3 separate regions of the Homo sapiens genome follow, and all the other regions are linked to region 1. The links are chromatin loops, found by intact Hi-C in ENCODE. Cell type or tissue: IMR-90. All regions are shown on one strand. Each heading gives the region's core, and the rest is flanking DNA. Links, peaks and the distances in the headings are about the cores only. Region 1 overlaps LINC02941 (long intergenic non-protein coding RNA 2941). Region 2 has its middle 49 kb from the start of LINC02941. Region 3 has its middle 17 kb from the start of FILNC1.

The links. A loop is a pair of places that touch in the nucleus more often than their neighbours do. Peaks named below come from ENCODE experiments on the same cell type or tissue, not always from the same donor. Only the 100,000 strongest peaks of a DNase experiment are listed, where the experiment ranks them.
Region 2: a loop joins it to region 1, with 2.5 times the contacts of the local background. A loop is called at or near these places in 3 of 110 quality-filtered maps.
Region 3: it touches region 1 in a loop (4-fold over the local background); 8 of 110 quality-filtered maps call a loop at or near these places.

What each region holds. Positions count from the first base shown.
Region 1 is chr6:140,049,371-140,055,827 of GRCh38, forward strand. All of the region lies in intron 1 of LINC02941 (long intergenic non-protein coding RNA 2941), which reads left to right. All of the region lies in intron 2 of LOC107986652 (a long non-coding RNA gene), which reads right to left. Among named protein-coding and RNA genes, the nearest start is that of LINC02941, 76 kb to the left of the region's middle. In IMR-90, for the core only: a CTCF peak has its summit at 3,577; DNase peaks (open chromatin) are centred at 1,431, 2,411 and 3,581; H3K27ac peaks cover 887 bases.
Region 2 is chr6:139,924,342-139,930,798 of GRCh38, forward strand. No RefSeq gene overlaps it. Among named protein-coding and RNA genes, the nearest start is that of LINC02941, 49 kb to the right of the region's middle. In IMR-90, for the core only: a CTCF peak has its summit at 3,148; DNase peaks (open chromatin) are centred at 1,820, 2,590 and 3,040; H3K27ac peaks cover 964 bases.
Region 3 is chr6:139,750,595-139,757,051 of GRCh38, forward strand. No RefSeq gene overlaps it. Among named protein-coding and RNA genes, the nearest start is that of FILNC1, 17 kb to the right of the region's middle. In IMR-90, for the core only: no CTCF peak of the experiment used is centred there; a DNase peak (open chromatin) is centred at 2,997; H3K27ac peaks cover 1,250 bases.

The DNA.
Region 1 (6,457 bases), core at 816-5,815:
CTAAGGGTTGATTTAAGAAGGAAAAATAAACAAAGTTAAAGTCAGAATGTTTATTTTGAATGGCATTAGTAAATGGGGAAAATTGGTGGAACCGATTCTTTGTTATTACGTGACTCATAAAAAATATTAGGTTGCCTTGATTTCTGCTTCTTACCTTGTGGCCTTGGTTTGGTTTATACACCCTCATTGTCAGCACTGGCTCTCTATAATAAGCATAACCATTACAGGTGGCCATAGTTGGGATCTGAGCTTTTCTATAGCATCTTTAGTTCTGCACAGCAAGGGCCACTAGGGAAAGGGCAGAGAAGGGTGGAGAGGATGTCTATAGGTAGCAAAGATACTTTGAGTTTGGAGAATAATAATTATGGAATTGTGGCATGTACGTTACTTGTGCTTTTTCCTTTGTTTTTCTGATGCCTAAGGTGGTTGAACACAAGTTTTTCCTGTTGCGTAGCTGGTTACATTTTCCACTGAGCCTTGCAGCTCTTGTTTTTGAGAGAAAAAAAGCACTAGGAAATATGCAAAATCTCCTTGAGTGAATAATGTGAATTGCAGAAAGGATCCATTGACTTCCTTCTCAGCAGTGATTTTCTATCTGAGTGGCTGCTGGATAGTTAGTGCATAAAGCTATGTTGGTGCTGGCTGGGTGCAAATTGCCTTCATCTGAAGATGCCTGCTTTGTACCATTACCTGCCTACAGCAAAACAGAGCCCCTCCAGTAGAGAAGTCTCTTTAACCAAATATCAAACAAATTAACCTTTTAGTGTGCTCCTAGGAGCCTCTCAAGAGAAGGAACACTTCAGTGACATCACTGATGGCAAAGGTTAGCCTAAAAGTAAAATGAAATCATCTGGCCAGGCAGGCCCTGCGGGAGAATCAAGCTTTGTAATTAGATTGAAGGCTCCTAGGAAACGAAGCTCTGTTGCAGGAAGAGCATTTGCAGAAGCTAATTGGGGTAAGCTTTTGCATCAGTGTCGGTGCAACGCATCACTTACAGCCTTGAAAATAGCTGTAATGGTGTATGATGATTGAGTCATTCCCTAATTTTAGCAACCTAGGCTGAACATGAATTACATGACGAATGTGCGCTTGAGTTTGTCCTATCTGAGACTTCGGACTCCGGGAAGATTGCCGTACACGTACTGGCTAATGTGACGACTGTTTTCTGGGAGTTGCAGGATTGCGACAGCTTTGTGCAAGCAGAGCCTGAGAGTTTTGCTCTGTTGGCTCTGCCCATTTACCTTCATTCTAACCTCCATTCTTACCTTGTCATCTGGTGGATGTCTCCCTGCCTTTACCCTACTTTTTTTTTTCCCCCAAAGTGTGGAATCTGTAACTGAACCCAGTAATTGTTCTAAATTATTTCTGTGGTGAATTAGCAAAACAAGAAATCTAGTTACTAAGCGAATAAGGTGAGGTCACCATCCTCCTTGCTGTAGTGACTCAAACCAGATACAAACTGAGGTTGGAGAAGTAAAAACGTGAGCAGAGAAGTAATATTATTTGGTCTTGCATGTGTCTAAACTTCTCCCTAGATAATCACCTTAACTTTGATATACATAGTGGAGTTCTCTTCTGGCACTTTCAAGGATACACCAACCTGAACACTTTATCTTTCACGATTTCCTTTGGTTTTATGTGGTTTTCAGTCTTTGAGTGACAACAGAATATCAAGGCAAGTCAGCTCCCGGGACCCACCATCTGTGTGACAAAGGCATAGTACTTAAACTCTCTGAGCCTCCCATTCCTCATGCATAAATGAGAATAGTGGAAGAGCTAGTAAGAGTATGAAGCATGGTATGAAATCATGCATGAAGCTTTATGTTGTAAAGCTGTGTTGTATGTGGCAAAAATTTTTACATTATCAGTGAAGTAATAGATACTAAAATGTTGTATAGAGACAAGAGATGAGGTTTTATCTAATTAAGCACAAATGATCTAGACTATACATTAAAAGGCAGAGGGTGGGGGAGAGTATTATGGGAAGCCCTAATAGATAAGAGGAATGCTAACGGTTGATTTAAGAAGGAAAAATAAACAAAGTTAAGGTCAGACTCTTTATTTTGAATGCTATTAATAAGTAAAGAAATTGATGGAATCAGGTAGAAGCACATAATCAGCTTTCATAAGCATTAGCTAGGATTTTTGGCCAAAACATAAGGGTGAAGGTATGTGAGAGTTGTTCTTTATTTTGGTAGTCATAACTAACAAAAACAGCTAACATTTTTTAACGCTTACTGTACGTCAAGTACTACACGGAGCACATGATGTGGTGATGACATTAAAAACTCACCCCAACCTGCTCTATGCTCATTGCACAGATTAGGAAACGGAAGCATCTGAGTAACATAGTGAAGATACTAATGCAATAAATAATTGTTCATCAAAGAATCACAGAAAGAAGCACTTGGAGCTGGCTCATCTCAGGGAAATGCACGTAGTGATAATGAGTCATCCATTTTCAATGCATCACTATAGCTCTCCCAAACCAAAACCCTCCTCTTGAGCTCACACTAAATCTGTTTATTTCTCATATCTAGATTGCTTTTACATTCTGCACCAGCTAATCTCTGGTCCTATTTCAAATCAGAATCTGGATATTATTTACCATCTGCCTCTAAGGGATGCACTTGCCAAGTCCCTTAATTTGCTATAATTGGCAGGTTTTCAGTGTACATAATTTATATCAAAAAAAGCTACCCTGAAAAAGAAGATTAATTAAACCATTTCTTCTGGGTCCCTAAAAGTGCAGTGGTTTCCAGGAGGATGGCTTTAAGGCCTTAAGGTCTTCTGTGTGTATATGCTGTCACAGCTGAGCACATTAAAAATGTATGTTGGGTTGCTCCCTGGTGCCTCTGAGCTGGTCAGAAAGATGTCATTGGCACCTGGGTAACATCACAAATACTCACTGAATTAAGCAGCTCACATTTGCATTTGAGTCTTTTGTTCTAAGCTTCGCAGACACTGGAAACTACTAGACTGCAGTATAATTTATGGATACCTCAGTGTTGACAATTCTGTCACTGATATGATAGGAAACACTAGAAAAAAATACACCCAGATGTACAGAATTCTAAATAGAGTAAGTGAGAGACCGTAACCTGATTCAGACAAGCAGCACATGTGGCTAGGAAATAGACCATTTACAGTTTTTCCCCCTTTTTGCCCTTTTTCAGTCATTCGCTAGGCTCATGGTCCAATGTGGAACATCCCCTAGGCTTTGTGGAGGCATTCTGGTCCTTCACAGCTTCTGGATAATATAATGCTTCCTTGTGAGTTTATTTCTTAATCCATGCCTATCTAAACTTGGCAGATTGATTCTCCATTCTAAAAATGGGAACTTCTGTGTTTTCTATCTTTTTCTAGAGGTTTTTTTTTTTTTTTTTTTTGAATTACCAGCCTTCAGGGGAATTACACAGCGTAGCACAGGAATGAATGTGAAGTTGCCACATATTTTTCTTTATTTTCCTGGAATGCCCATCTTCACATCCATGGCCAGTTTTTCCTACTTAGCTTCCAAATCTTAACTCAAATGCTGCCATGCTTGCCTTGCCCCATCCTGACCTCAAGGTGGCCTCCTCTGTGCTTCAGAAACTATATCTGAAGCTTAAGAAATAAGTAAAAAATGTGGACAGCCTCCATTCATTGTCTTTTTGAAAGAAGGCCAGCTACAGATTAACTAATATACTTAGGTTACCTCACTGTTTACTATTAATTACAAATTCCAGACTTTGTAGCATTCGCTGTTGACTTGTAGCTTTTTGCATGGTGGAGCTGCAAATAATTTCTGCCAGGTGGAGCAGATAACTCCAAAGGTTTATGGTCCTGTTGGACATGAGCCACTTTTTAAATCTACCCATCAATCTCATTCTAAGATGGTCTCTGTCCAGCTTATAAAACAACTTTTGATCTGGTCATAACATCTTATTAATTAATGAGTTAAATAAAACATGCTCATATTACGTGAGGGTGGGAGTCACAGGTTTGAACTCCAGTAGAGTATAGCACTCTCCACATTCTCCCAGATTGAGTTGTCTCCCTTTGCCACTAAATAAAAGCCTCATGAAGACAGGGACCTTGCGTTGCATGACTTTGGACACTCAGTACTTAGTACCATGTCTGATGCCTGCGTCACTCAATAAGAATGTGTACTATGACTAAATGATTATGTAATTTAATTCTAACCCAATTGGACTCTGCAGCAGTGCTCCAGGTCAGTGCAAGGATGCTCTATTGCTCAAAGAACAGCTTCTATTTTAGGATAACTTAGATGTGGAGTCAGAAATGTTATGATAGTCTTTTCTACGACTTGATGACTCTATGTAGTGGCCTTAGTCTTAATCCTTCTTTATTAGTCTTTTGCTTTGCACTGCCTTTGGATTAAGAATAGACAAAGTTATTCAATATTCAATATCCACCTAAGCCAGGACACTTTGCAAGGGCAAACAGAAGTTTGAAAGACAGTTTTACTTGTCTTTTTTTTTTTTCAGTGTTGTGCCTAGTTGCTGTGGCTAGCTGAAAACATAAGGGAAATCTTTCTCTTTTATTAAGGATACTTTGACCCTTTGAGAGAAAAACAAATTCTAAGTAAAGCAGTTCCATGTCTAAACTGATGTTATCAGCCGCTACTGTATGACATTAGGCTGTAAAAGTATTTACCTAAAAAAGTCAATAAACATGCAATTCACTATTATTTGTGTTGAATTATAGATCTGGAGGATCAAACCAGAATCAAAAGGAGTATACAAATTATCTATAAGATTATATGTGTGTATGTATATGCATATATATCTTTATACATATAACCTCAAATATCTAAAGGCAATTTCTGTGCATCACCTTCTTGTCCTTTTCTTTTTCTTATATACACTACTACAATAATGCATTTCCCATCAAAGTACTATTTTAAAAGTCTGCTTTTCATTTTGTCTATATTTGAAAATGTACTCAAAGAGTTCTGAAGAAGAATAATGTGTAGGATGGTAGTTTTCAGAAACTTATTTGGAAATAATATCATCTAATAGAGAATTAAATATACTTCTAGTAGGTATTCAACAAAAATTAAGATAACTTCTCATATTTAAGAATATAAAAATAACCAGATTGTTTAAGCGTAAATTCCATCTGCTGTCCAGGGATTGTCAACAAGTGAAAATTTATGGAAGGCCACAGACATTGGTCTTCAAATTGTTAGGGCTGTGCTCCAGACCAGGATTTGGCAAATGTTTTCTGTAAAGGGCCATAGTAAGTATTGATGATTTTGTGGATAATAAGTATCTGTATATTTAAAACTCTGCCATCTTAGTGTGAAAGCAACCTTAGACAATACATAAACAAATGAACCTGGCTATGTTTCAATCAATAATACTTTATGTATGAAAACAGGCATTGAACCAGATTTGGCCCATGGGTTATAGTTTGCCTACTCCTGCTCCAGACTGTCCTCATCGTTGTTTTCCTCAGTTAGTCCACAAAATTAAAAAGTCACTATTCTTGTATTTACTGTATTTTGCAGAGTTGTGAGAAAACAAATCTATATAAGTTGCTTTGGCCAGTGGAAGATAAGACACAAATTGTATGTCTAGGTTCATTTACTGAAGAATCTAAATGCTCTTTTGGGAAAAGTAGGCATCGAAATGCTTTGAAAATATGTATTTCAAAATAAGTATTGCATGCCTGAAAGTGTCAAGATATTGAGGACCAACTATGATGCTAAGAAAGAGGGAATAAAATGTCTAATGCTTCAAAGGTCTCATTAATTCACAAAAGCTTATGGTAGGTTTGCGTAGGATTTTAGGCTGTAAACCTATTCTATGGCTACATAATTTTTTTTTTTTTGGAGATGGAGTCTTGCTCTGTTGCCCAGGCTGGAGTGCAGTGGCGAGATCTTGGCTCACTGCAAGCTCTGCCTCCAGCGTTCATGCCATTCTCCTGCCTCAGCCTCCCAAATAGCTGGGACTACAGGCACCCGCCACCACACCTGGCTAATTTTTTGTATTTTTTAGTAGAGACGGGGTTTCACCGTGTTAGCCAGGATGGTCTCGATCTCCTGACCTTGTGATCTGCCCGCCTCAGCCTCCCAAAGTGCTGGGATTACAGGCGTGAGCCACCGCCCCCAGCCTACAGTTATGTAATTGTATCCTTCACTTCATGGTAGTAATATCTAAGGCATAGAAACTACTCACCTGTTCAGTCCAGGCTAGGAGATAACTTGACTGATACTTTCTTCATACTACAAGGAGGGTAAAAACCTTCGATCATTTGCTGTAGGACATATCAAAACTTGCCACTCCTCTCTTGCGATTGAAACTCAGTACTAAGCTCATTAATGATGGAGTATATTGGGGATGTCCTTTATCTCAGGGGTATTTAATGCATGTCTTTTATGCCAGGGATATTTAATGCAGGAATTTGGTTGCACATTTCATGTCCAATTCATAATGGAAAATTAAACAAA
Region 2 (6,457 bases), core at 810-5,809, 130 kb before region 1:
CAGCAGAAAGGAGTTTAGACGCTTGAGGGAAGAGGAAAAAGAGAGTTGGGGCAGGGAAGAGGTTGCAACTGGATGTACTTTGACATCAATTTTTAAAAACCCTAAACCAATCAAGCATTGTAAAAGTCCATACCTCATCTCACCAAAAATCTATTACTCTGAAATCTACTATTGTTTTTCTTCTGAAATATATTACTGCCATCTCCCTCCTCCCTCCCTCCCTCCCTCCCTCCCTCCCTCTCTCCCTCTCTTTCTCTCTTTCTTTCTCACTTTCTTTTCTTCCTTCCTTCCTTTCTTCCTTCCTTCCTTTCTTCCTTTCTTCCTTTCTTCCTTTCTTCCTTTCTTTCTTTCTTTCTTTCTCTCTTTCTCTCTTTCTCTCTTTCTCTCTTTCTCTCTTTCTTTCTTTCCTTTCTTTCTTTCTTTCTGACAGAGTCTCACTCTGTCACCCAGGCTGGAGTGCATGGCACAATCTCGGCTCACAGCAACCTCTGCCTCCTGGGTTCAAGCAATTCTCTGCCTCAGTAGCTGGGATTACAGGCAACCACCACCATGCCCGGCTATTTTTTTATTTTTATTTTTAGTAGAGACAGGGTTTCACCATCTTAGCCAGGCTGGTCTTGAACTCCTGACCTCATGATCCACCTGTCTTGGCCTTCCAAAGTGCTGGTATTACAGGCATGAGCCACCGCGCCCAACCTCTTTTCTTTTTTGAATAACTGTACCTACCTTTTTTCTTATCTGTGTTTCCAAATTATGGCTCTTACCTCATATGAGGTCTTATATCTCTCTCTTTTTTTTTTTTTTTTTTTTTTGAGACAGACTCTCGCTCTGTCGCCCAGGCAGTAGTGCAGTGACGCAACCTCGGCTCAGTGCAATCTTCATCTCCCGGATTCAAGTGATTCTCCTGCCTCAGCCTCCTGAGTAGCTGGGATTATAGGCATGCGCCACCTCACCCAGCTAATTTTTGTATTTATAGTAGAGACGAGGTTTCCCCATGTTGACCAGACTGGTCTCGAACTCCTGACCTCAAGTGATCCACCCGCCTCGGCCTCCCAAAGTGCTGGGATTACAGGCATGAGTCACTGCGCCCGGCCAAGGTCTTATATCTCTTTATTTTTTTCTTTTTCTCTATAATTTCCTACATGTTAATAACTCCTCTCATCACTGTGAAGCCTGCAATGTCCTTCATGTTCCCATCCAGTGAGGAGTCCAGTTTCCTTTTGACTATATCATGCTTTAGGAGGGATGCCCTTGAATGTTTTTTGAATGCGTTTGTCCTTAAATCACTGTTGACTATAAATATATATTTATATATATACACACACAAATAGCCAAAGGAAGATATCGTTTAAGTCTGAGACCAAAACTAGGCAAGGTTTTCTGTCTTTATTTTGTATTTTTGTACGCATTACAGTGTTAGACAGCTTTTAATTAGCCTCGCTGAGTAAAACTGCTGCTGATGGATTTTTCTTTGTGGGTGGGGGTGGATGCTCAGTTTTCTACCCTGATTACTAATTATTATTGTCTTTGCCTTTCAAATCAAATCATAGTTTTGAAATCACAGAGCTCGATTTAACTGCAGCCTGATGACTCTATAATAATTTTGAGGAATATTGTGCAAGATTCTACTTTCCCTGATTTCTATTTGTTATGAGCTCATATTTATGAATGGAAGTGTGCAGTCCAGTCTGATCTATGGCTTGTTACAAATGTGGAATATGTATGCGTTGCTGTTTCTGCCTTCTTTGCAACACACCACCACCGTGATTCATGTGTAAACAGGAGGCCGCTTCTCCTCAGTCCTTCCCTTCCATCTTGTCCATGTGCTTCACAATTACAGCCAGTTGAGGAGGCGAAGTACACAGAGGCCACTGAGTTATTTTACATGCTGTGGGCTGCCAGCACATTGTGAATCCCTAGGGATCCCCGAAGCCCATTACCAACCCAGTGAATCACTCTGTTTGCTTTTCCGCAAAAAAGAAATGTGCAGCTGCGTACTTCTGCCACGGACTTTGGAATTTTGTTCCCTCTTCCATCTGCGTTTTGTGTAAAGAAATTCTGCCGGAATAATTACTTGTCTGTCCCCTTTGCTCATTCCCAACATAATCATTCTTCAACCTTCTGTTTCCAATTAGTTCTTATCTCAAATGGCTTATTGGCATCAATCTGTTCTCAGCATCACCAAAGTGCACAAAACTACCCTGAAACATAGGGGAATCTAGATAAGGCTGAGGCTCACCCATCAATCCAGTGGAGTCTCCTCATTTCACCCCAGTGCCTTCCTTTTCTCAGGAAACCTGAGACAGGAGATGGTGTTGAGACAGGCTGTTGATATAGCACATTTTGGAGCAAAATGACATCCATGAATATTGCAGGTACTGTGCAAGGTCTGCGAACATAGCCATTGTTGGACATCTGGTGTCAAAAAGAACTGTTTCAAAACAAGGTCACAGTGTTAAATCATGGTGTAGACAGCTTCTGAGCAGTGTCCACTGCTGGAGAGGGTAACCGAGACCTGTTTGTCAATGGTTGCACTCTAAGTCTTGGTAGTCACTTTGATCTGCAAACTGTTTTGCCACAGGATCATGACTAAAAGTGGGCTGAAAGAACTCTGCTGCCTTTATTAGTCAGCTAGGCATAAAGAGAGAGTGGTAATAGGGTCAGGCAAGAAAAACAGCACTTTCGAAAAGGCTAGTGAACTTGGCATGGCATGAACAAGCCCAAGGACACATGTTTGATAAACATGTAGTTACCTATGCTCAGACAAAAGAGGCTTTAGAACTTATACATCCAAAGTTCCTTTTTTTCTTCTTTTCCAAAGAAACTGACATCGAAGGGCATTAAATGGCTTTTCCAAAATCATAACTAATTAATGGTAGAAGTTGAATTCCAATCTTTTTAACTCCTAGTAAAGTGCTCTTTCTAACAAGCTGCACTGCCAAGACCATGTCTGGAATAACTCATTTAAAGCACAGGTCAAAACTGCTCTTTTTATTCCATGAGCATGTGGATTTCCCTCTCTTAGTCATTGCTTAGTTCTAGGACCACGGCCAATACTTGCCACATAGGAGACATTCAATAAATCTATATTTTCTGGAAGAATGGAGAAATGAATAGAACTACATTAAGGCACTAGCAGGCATTGAGTGCCTCCTATGGGCCAGACACATTTCATACAGTGTTTCATTTGCACCCCCATCTTGGGAATGGGTCCCTGGGACAAATCCCTCTTCCTGGGGTCTAAACTCTTCCAAGGAGAAGCCATTTTGTAATGAGATTTTTATCTGGACGCAAAATCAGCCCCTAAGGAATTTGAAAGTTGTATGCTTTAGGTATAGAATTACTGGAGGCAATTGACTATGCCGCCACAGTTTAATTTCAGATTCACTGTAAATGTGGGATTGGATTTTATCTATCATTTTAAAAGATCTCTTTGGGTGGGGTTGCCCTGTCTTGCTGGCACCCCTTGAAAAACCCCACCCTTGAGCACTCCCTCACTCTAGATGTGATGAGGCTCCCCACCCCCACCTCCCCATCTCTCCTTGCCTCAGAGGAGTCAGGCTGCACTCAGCCCCATTGGACCTATAGTACTGGCTGGGGCTTACTTGCAGCCTTTCTCTGGGACATACTGGACCACAGCACACACATTTTGCCTGGCAGCCTGTTCATGTCCCTCTGAGGATCCCTGATAGTTCTGTTTTTCTTCTGGCTTGCTAGAAGGGAAAAGGGTTTCTAAGGGTAAGTGGCTGTCAAGATAACACCCCAGTCCTCCTTTGCCATTGGTGTGTCTCATGCCTGAAGTGGTAGAGATGTACACCCCTTAACATCCCTGGCTAACTGAAATTCTTTCCCTTTCCTTATCTCCTCAGTGTTGGAGGAAAAAGTTGCCATTGAAACTCACTTGAGCTTTCATTCATACTCTGGTCAGTTCCTGTATAATGGTACTTTCGTGTACAGGGGAAGAAAAAGTTCTTTTACTTCCACTAAGAAAGAAAAATTGACTTTAAAGTAGGAGATAGTTGTTATCAACCCTATTTACATATGAAGAAACCAAGGTTTGAAGATGTTTCTATGTGTGCATGTGTGTCTCAAGATTCTCAACTAATTGATAGGAGAAAACAGAGTTAAAATACAAGTTGGTCTAATTCAGAAACCCAAATTATTTCTGTGACACCAACCTTTACATGAGAGAAGATAAACAGATATGAGAGTCAATACAGTCCCATTCTTGCAGATAATATACAAAATAAAAGAAAATCAATAGTTGATTTGCAGAATTATAGCTCTTCCCACTCATACAATTACCAGAGAGAAAGAGAGAGAGAAATGCAGTTTTTATCCATATTAAAACACACACATACACACACTCAAAACCGGCAAAATTTCATGATCAGTTCATTGCAAAGTGTGATTCTCCTAGGATGCCGTCAGCTTTCTTTGATTTTCTTTACATTTTGAGGCTCTACCACTGGTAAAAAGTGAGCTAATTGTGTCAAATGGTGGTTTATTAAAAGAAGTTATTGTTAATTCAGTGCCATAGAGAAATCAATGGATTTCACACATTGCCAAAGCTCCTGTATCAGTTGATGTGCCACCTTTTCATTTATGTAAAAATTTAACTTCACAAAAATTATCATGGAAATATTAAGTTTTCTTTCATAAATTGCTGTAGATAGTTTTCATGAAATCTCTTCATCTAAACTTACTAAAAAAAAATATTTTGGTCCTCTACAGGTATGGACAGAATAAAACCCACGATTTATATGGTTCACATATTAGCCAAAGCAAGAGGTATGTTTGCAACCTAAGCTACTTATAAAAACAAACAAAGCTGCTTAGTTTTTCCTCTTATTTGCATATGCATTTATTTTTATATAGTTTTTGGTATTAAGAGGCCACAAACCCTTTAGCAAACAGTTTGTGGAATGAACTGGAGTCTCTGCTTCCTTGTAAAGAAAGGAGGACCCGGCCGGGCGCGGTGGCTCACGCTGTATTCCCAGCACTTTGGGAGGCCGAGGCGGGTGGATCGCGAGGTCAGGAGATCAAGACTCATTCTGGCTAACACGGTGAAACCCCCGTCTCTACTAAAAATACAAAAAATTAGCCGGGTGCGGTGGCAGGCGCCCGTAGTCCCAGCTACTCGGGAGGCTGAGGCAGGAGAATGGCGTGAACCCGGGAGGCGGAGCTTGGAGTGAGCCAAGATCGCGCCACTGCACTCCAGCCTGGGCAAAACAGCAAGACTCCGTCTCAAAAAAAATAAATAAATAAAAGAAAGGAGGACCTAGTTCTGAAGATTGGATTATAATATTCGAAATGCTTAATAGCTATGGCTTATTGATTGATTGATTGACTATTTTGCACACAAGGTTTCAGGCACAGTACATTCACCATATGACCTCCCAACCTCCAGACAGCCTCCAGGGGAAATATTATTATCACTATTTTACAGATGAGGAAACTGAAGCTAACAAAGTTTGAAGCACTTGTCTAAGCTCCTTCTTTAATATTTGTCAGAGCTGAGATTCAAACCCAACAATAACCACAAAGCTCTTGCAATGTCCAGCTTCATTTAATATTGTAAAGGATAGTTTCAAATTTCAAGCTAATAGTTTGATAAGTGATAGGTAACCAACTCGCCTTTACAGGTTGCACAGCTAACTCTTGTCTTTCTTCTTGGCAAGTTATAGAGCTTTGGAATACAATTTTAATGCTTTAAAGATCTCCGTGAAGCCGGTTAAACACATCAGTCAAGGAAGTGTTTAAGTTACACACATATCAGCGTACACCGCTATATGGGGCGGAATTTGACACTTTGGCCTTGCTCTTATTCAAAATACAAAGCTATTTTTCTCAAGAAACGCAAAACGAAATAAAACAGACCACTTTTTTCTCATGTCTACAGACCACTTCATGTGTATATGATTTGACTGTTCAATATGGCAAACATATGATAATTTATTCAATTATAATAATATACCAACTTTGTTATCTATGTGTCTGGTGGCATGATTAACGACCTAGTGTATCTGAATTATCTACCAATTAACTTTCATTAGAAGCTCAGAGGAGACGCTGATATTCCCACAATATATTCTGAAAGTATTATTTATTCAGTTTAGATATTGTTTAAGCATAAGCTTGTATTAGGCCATGTTGCAGAAACATGCAGATCTGTGTCTTCTCTTTCTTCCAACCTCTCCTTTCTCTCTTCATTTTCCAACTTTACTTCCCACGTTGCCTTTATAGAACTACAATTTTTAATGTGCTTGGCTTCAGTGTCAGAGCAATATGAGGAATAGCCATGTGGAACGTATCTATATTGCTTGTAAAATTGCTATGGGGGACATTATGGAGCTCCCTGTCCCTTACATAAAGATCATTTTGACAAATTCTTCTTCGAACTCAGGGATAGGAAAGTTTATCTTTGTTGATGAACTGGTGTGCTTTCTGTTCATAG
Region 3 (6,457 bases), core at 1,037-6,036, 300 kb before region 1:
GAGTGGCAACATTCCCCGTGTAAGATATCATTGTTGTCAATATAGAATTTTAGAGCTTGAAGGAAATTCAGAGATCATCGAGTATATACATTCATAATTTTATTTTATTTTACAAAAAGCAGGAGGTGGAATAACTTGATAACAAAGCTAGTTATTAGAACAGCTAAAAGAAAACCCCAACATCCCGAGGCCTAGGACTGTTCTTTTTTCCATTATACCATGCTGCTTCTAGAATAATTTTAGGCTATAGGAAATGCAGTCCTGGGGAAGATATTTATAACAAGTCTCTGGCTCATTTAGCATGCTGTTGTTTGGGGTATCCAGCTGCACACTTTGTTCTTGTCAGTAATACATTATTTCCTGACAATCTGGTTGACAAACGGGATCCCAGCCTCAATGATTTGCACACATCTTTTAAAAAATGATCAGGTTAACTCTTCTAAATAGCTTTTTTGTCCTTCACTTATCTTCCGGCATGGAGAAAAGGAAGATTCAAGATCTTCTGTAAGAGTGTAAATCACACACACACCGTCAGAACTCTGTTTATATAACATTTAGGGTGAAGGTACCCTTTTATGAGCTTTTGTAATCCAACGGAGAATCTCTGAAAGCCACAAAACCTCTCCTGTGCCCTAAAACTAACTAAGTTTGCTTTTCTAACTTCCCAGTGGGCTAGGATACAAAGTACGTGGACACTCAAAAGGTTTGAAAAGCAAAACAGAATCAAGAGGTGGGGGTGGGGAGGGGAATGTAGGGGTGGCCAATAAGGATTCTTTTACAACTCATAGTTCTCTATTGAAAACTGAGATTTCTGGTCACATTGGGGCAGAATAATTGATAGCAGCTGCAGACGAGAAGGTTTGAGCATGTATCTCCCCAGGCAATATTTTCTTTGGTATTCTCAATGGTATGTTGAAAGTATAGCAGTTTAATATTGAGTCAGAGTTTCTTTAGTGAGCTAAGTGAACTAAAACAACTTATTTATTCCATTTTCTTCACAAAAACTTGCCTTATCCCATGTTTTTTCTTAGGCCACCACTGTGTGGTCATGACATTTGCCTGTCATCAATGTTGGTGATTCTGAGAGACCCTCCTGTAGTAGGGGGTGAATGAACGCAGAGTGCCCACGGGCTGGCACCATTTTGGCTGCAAACTGGCCTCTCAAAGTCAAGAATCCTTGGCCTATTAGTGAGGAAAAATTCAGGATTATAGGAACGACTTCTCTTTCAGTTCCCATTGCTAGTAATAGTAAGATAATGAAGAGGAAATTAATCTTCGAGATGTTTGAAGGTTTTCTTAGTACAGGCAATAAACAAGTTGCAATTTAGGAGATAGTAATACTTCAAAATGGTGAAAATGAGTCCAAAATATTTCCAAACTAATGCGCTAAAAGGAAGAATGTGGGCATTTTTCAATATAGACTTTCTTCAAAGGGCAAGTCTCTGATTCCTTTAAAAAAATATTTCTTTAAAAACTTCACATCTCTTTCCTTTAGTGAAGGTTCTCATTTTAAATGTTCCTATTACGATAAATAGAATAAAAAGGGTATGAAAAGGCTATTAAAATAATTACAGAAGTTCAGGTCATAAATTATCTGTTGATTCAGACTGTCATCAGGTAAGTCAATTGCTTCAGTGTTAAGACTAATTGGCCAGACTAGAGAATTGGCTATAAATGACTTCAGACATCTGGATCAGATCTAAGTCATCAGCTTGGCCAGTGTGATCCAACCTGCATTGAATATTCCCCTCATTTGAGCAATAGACATTAAGTGTTATTGTGTTACTGGTATTTTGTGATATTAGTTTGCCAATCTGCCACAAAATATGACGGGATTAAACACACACAATATAGGATAATGGTGAGATAATGGGATAATGGTAATCAGCAGCCCAGGTGTCTCATCTGAGAGAAACATGGCCAAATTAAACAGCTAGTGAATGTTGACTATGGATTGGGTTCATGAGCTAGCTATTTTTTTTTTCAGATTGCTGTGGTTAAGAAAACTCATATTTAACCAGTTTTGCATGGTTCCTAATATATCTAACCTAGACACTACTATCCAGCTCCATCTCCTCCTTCTCTGCCCCTTGCAAAAATATGAGACCAGAAATGGTTTACACTTCTATATGGGCATGCATGCATTTATGTAAGAGTGAATTGTCTAAAAAGTGTCACAGGCTTTTAAAACTAACAATCTCCTGGGCCTGGAAAAATGCAAGATCTCGACAAACGAGGCAATAAATGTGGTGGCAAGGCATCCTCTCCTCTGACAACCCCCATAACTTAGGGGTTCACTCAGCTGTTATCCTCTCTGTGTGAACATTGTTAATTTAGTAAAATACAATGAAATCAGGACAATTGACAAAATCTGTTCTTATTCACTGCATTTATCTGGTGACCAGGAAAACATTTTCAATGTGACAACAGGCTTAGTCTCTTCTAGATAAAACTTCTCCTAGTCTTTTACTTGAACTCTTGATAATTTTTTACCTCAACAAAAATAGTCAAACTTTAAAGTTATATTATGCCAATACCTCATTTAATTCTATGATTGCAATAAAAGAAGTTGTGCTGCAAAACTAAACTTCCTAAATATCTGAAAGTTGTATTTTTGAACTTCAAACCTTTAAAAAATTGAATTATTTTTATTGGAAACATAATTATACTTGAAATTTCTCTGCTTTCTTAAACACCTTAAACGGTATATTAAACATAACTATTTTTATGACTCAGGTATAACTATAAATATAAATGTACCAATGCACTTATGGCCCATTAAAAGTTTGAAGCAGTTCACCTTTTCAATAAATCTTTGTATTATCTCAAATTACTATATTTTATTTGTCTGCTTTTAGTAGTTTTTCTGTTAGCTATTAATCCTTGCCATTCTTGGGGTGCCTACTCTATTACTCAGTTCCATCTCTTTTCCTTTTGCAGTTTCTAATCTGCTATGGTCTGGGAAGCACATAGCTAGCATTCTTAAAATTTTGTGAAAACAGGAGAAACATGCTTTATGCAGTGAATGAGCTTTACCGTCTGGATGTCAGGAAAACTATTTCTCTTGCCCAGAGGCCTTATTTGCTTATGTAGTGGAGGGACACAAATTATTTGCTTTCAGATGACACCAGACTCTTTTCATGGGGAAATTCTTTGATATCTGATAACTCCACCACTAATGTTCTAGGTGCTTTGATTCTCTGCGGAATGTAGAATGAACACACTCGTAATAATACAAGTGCTTTTAGGCATGCAAAATGCACATCCTAGCATACATTCTGAGGTGCTTATAGTGCAAAGAAAATGTATAGTTGTCAGGAAAATGAATGCTCAAAGAATTGACACATAAGTATTGTGGTGTATATGTTTTATTTTAATATGAACTTAGCTATTTTTAGTTAAAATGGGTTAGATAATAATCAATGTATTTGTTTACACCTTCTAAAAAGGGGAGTTAAGCCAAACTTCACTGGCAGAGAAAAAAATAAGCTAGGTGAAAATTAGAGATAGACAACTTATTGCCATAGAGAGAGAAGTAAAAATCTCAAAATCTTTACAAGCCTGAGAGGATTGAGGAATCTCTTGCTGAGTGAAAAAAAAAATTTAGTCACTTGAATTAAAATGCTTCCCCTTCGGGAGCAAATGAAAAATTTAATGTTTTTCTGACGTAGTCACACCTAATATAACAGTCTTTCCTTTGTAAGAGAATTCTCCATCTTAAAATCCTAGAATGCTCTGATGTCCAAGGCATAGACTCCTTAACAAGCATTTTCATTCTCTTTTTCTGATGCAGGAAGCTTCTTTAGTAGGTCACAAATAAACTTTAATTGCATTTTGTAATTAAAAACATGTTCAAATGATTACTAACTTTTAAAAACCCTTAATATGAAGTACTTTCATTCTTTTTTTAAATAGAAGTTTTGCAAAGACTTAGGAAAGTGTCCTAGAAAAGTATATGTGAATTTGTGTTTCTTTTAAAAAAATTATTCAGCCCAAATTGTTCCTCTTTAACCTTTTGTACATCTTTTCTAAGTTGTTAATTTGCTCCAGTGTTGTTGGGATAGTTGTGTGGTTCCATCTGCTTCTCTCTCTCACTGTGTGTGTGTGTGTGTGTGTGTGTGTGTGTGTGTGTGTGTGGATGGCTGAGGTAGCTGGAATATGAGAGGTGAGTTGTGGAGGAGAAAATTGAGATATGAAGGTATTTGGTGATGTATTTGGGGAGTTGATATCAACCTTGAGAGCTGACTGCCTTCAGCTTGACTGATAACAGTTATTTTTCTTTCTTCTCTTCTTTTCAAATCACTAAAATGGTTAAGGGTTTGCAGGATCAAATTAAGTACACTTGGTAGGAATTGCATTCATGTTGCAATGATCTCTGAGAACAGATTTAGCCAGCTATGGAGTTAGGTTCCGATTCCTGCTTTGTCCTCACATACAGTAGTTTGTTTACCTCTTTTCCGTGGCTAAAAATGAAAAACAGTAAACACAGAGACCATTTGCTCTGACCTTTTCCATCTTTGCGTATTATGCAACAATTTGGCTAACTGGGCAGAAAGTGACAGCATTTGACTCCCAGAAGAGATGCCAGTTGTGTGTATCTCATTACAATGTTCAACTAGATCAACTTCACTGTAAATATTAAAGAAGTGCCCCTTTAAGGCCCTTACTCTGACCTCTAATGCAATTCATTTCACAGAACATGAAAAACAAATCACCAGAATAAACTTCCTGAATTGTATTTGTGAGCTAATTCTCAATCTACTTATAAATATTATTAGGAGTATTGGCTAAATGCTACCATATGTTAAGGCAGAATTTGTAGAATCAAAATGCCATACACATCACACAATAAATGGAGTTCACTGCTTCTATCATCCTTAGTTATTTTAACTTTATACTTGTGGTGTGTTATGAAGGCTATTTCCCCCTAAGGAACATGTGCAGTGTGTAAATTATTAACTCGTTAATTCCTGAGGTCCTTAGGCTTCAAGGACACAACCGTTTATTTTTCTCTAGTTTGCTGGTTTCATAAACGTGGAAACTGGAAGACTTACAGCAGGAAATTAATGCTAAGCCAAAAATAGAGCTCAGGTTTTTGTTTTTAGTACAGGATTGAAGAGCTTTTGCATGGAAATAAATTTATGCTATTTGTAGGCATGATATCAATTGAGATTAGAAAAATTGTTTCTGACTGACTATAATATTTAATTGTTTTAAATTACTTTAAAGTATAAATATGACATTTTGGTTTGGGGAAATGTATTGCCCTTAAAGCACTATCACTTAACTGGAACTTATTCAATGAAATTATTAATGTAGTAAGAGAAATATAGCCTGATAAAGTCAACACATACAAGTTTGACTCAGGCCGGGTGCAGTGGCTCACACCTGTAATTCCAGCACTTTGGGAGGCCGAGGCAGGCAGATCACCTGATGTCAAGAGCTCGAGACAGCCTAACCAACCTGGAGAAACCCCATCTCTACTAAAAATACAAAAGATTAGCCAGGCGTGTTAGCACATGCCTGTAATCCCAGCTAGTCGGGAGGCTGAGACAGGAGAATCACTTGAACCCGGGAGGCAGAGGTTGCGGTGAGCTAAGATCATGCCATTGTACTCCAGCCTGGGCAGCAAGAGCAAAACACAATCCAGAAAAAAAAAAAAAAAAAAGATCGACTCTGCCATCACATGTATCATGAATCCAGTGATCATCTACTGTGTGACACTTCGTGAATGAGGAATCAGGAGACAGCAGAACTAAAAGGAGCCAGTCTTGAAAAAAAAAAAAAGGAGCAAGTTTATGATGGCTTTTGTTTTGTGTATTTCAGAATTCTCCAGAGGCCTTACAAGCTACTTGGCATTTTTTAAAAAAAATAATCCTTCTACTATATATGCTATAATTATATACTTAATTACAGCTTGTTTTAGGATCATCTGTGAAAAATGTATTACAAATACACTTTGAGGATATGACTACAATAATAACACAATGGAAGGTAGCTGAATCCAAGGATAATTTGGCAAATACTAACAAAGAGTTTACTAAAGCAACACTGATTTAAAGGATACAGATACAACTAAGGACACGAGGAAAAGAAAATAATCAAATAGATGTGCTTTGCATTCACAGTAGAGTATCTTAGCAGTTATAAGATGGAATACTTTAGGAAATATTTTACACATAATCATTTTCTAAAGACCTGAGGAATTCTTTTAGGAATTCCTCATCATTATTGTTACTTTTTTCTTTTCTTAATATGCTTTGAGCATCAAAATTCCTGTATCAGTGCCATTGTAATCATACTATATAAATATGTTGCCCATCACATGAATTCATAAATTAGGGTGAAGTAACAAATGACGAATGGACAAGGCACAAAGAGAGCTCAGTAATTTTACACTGGGGAGATAAAGGAGGGGAAAAAAACACGGGAAACTATATTTCCATTGAAGATGTTT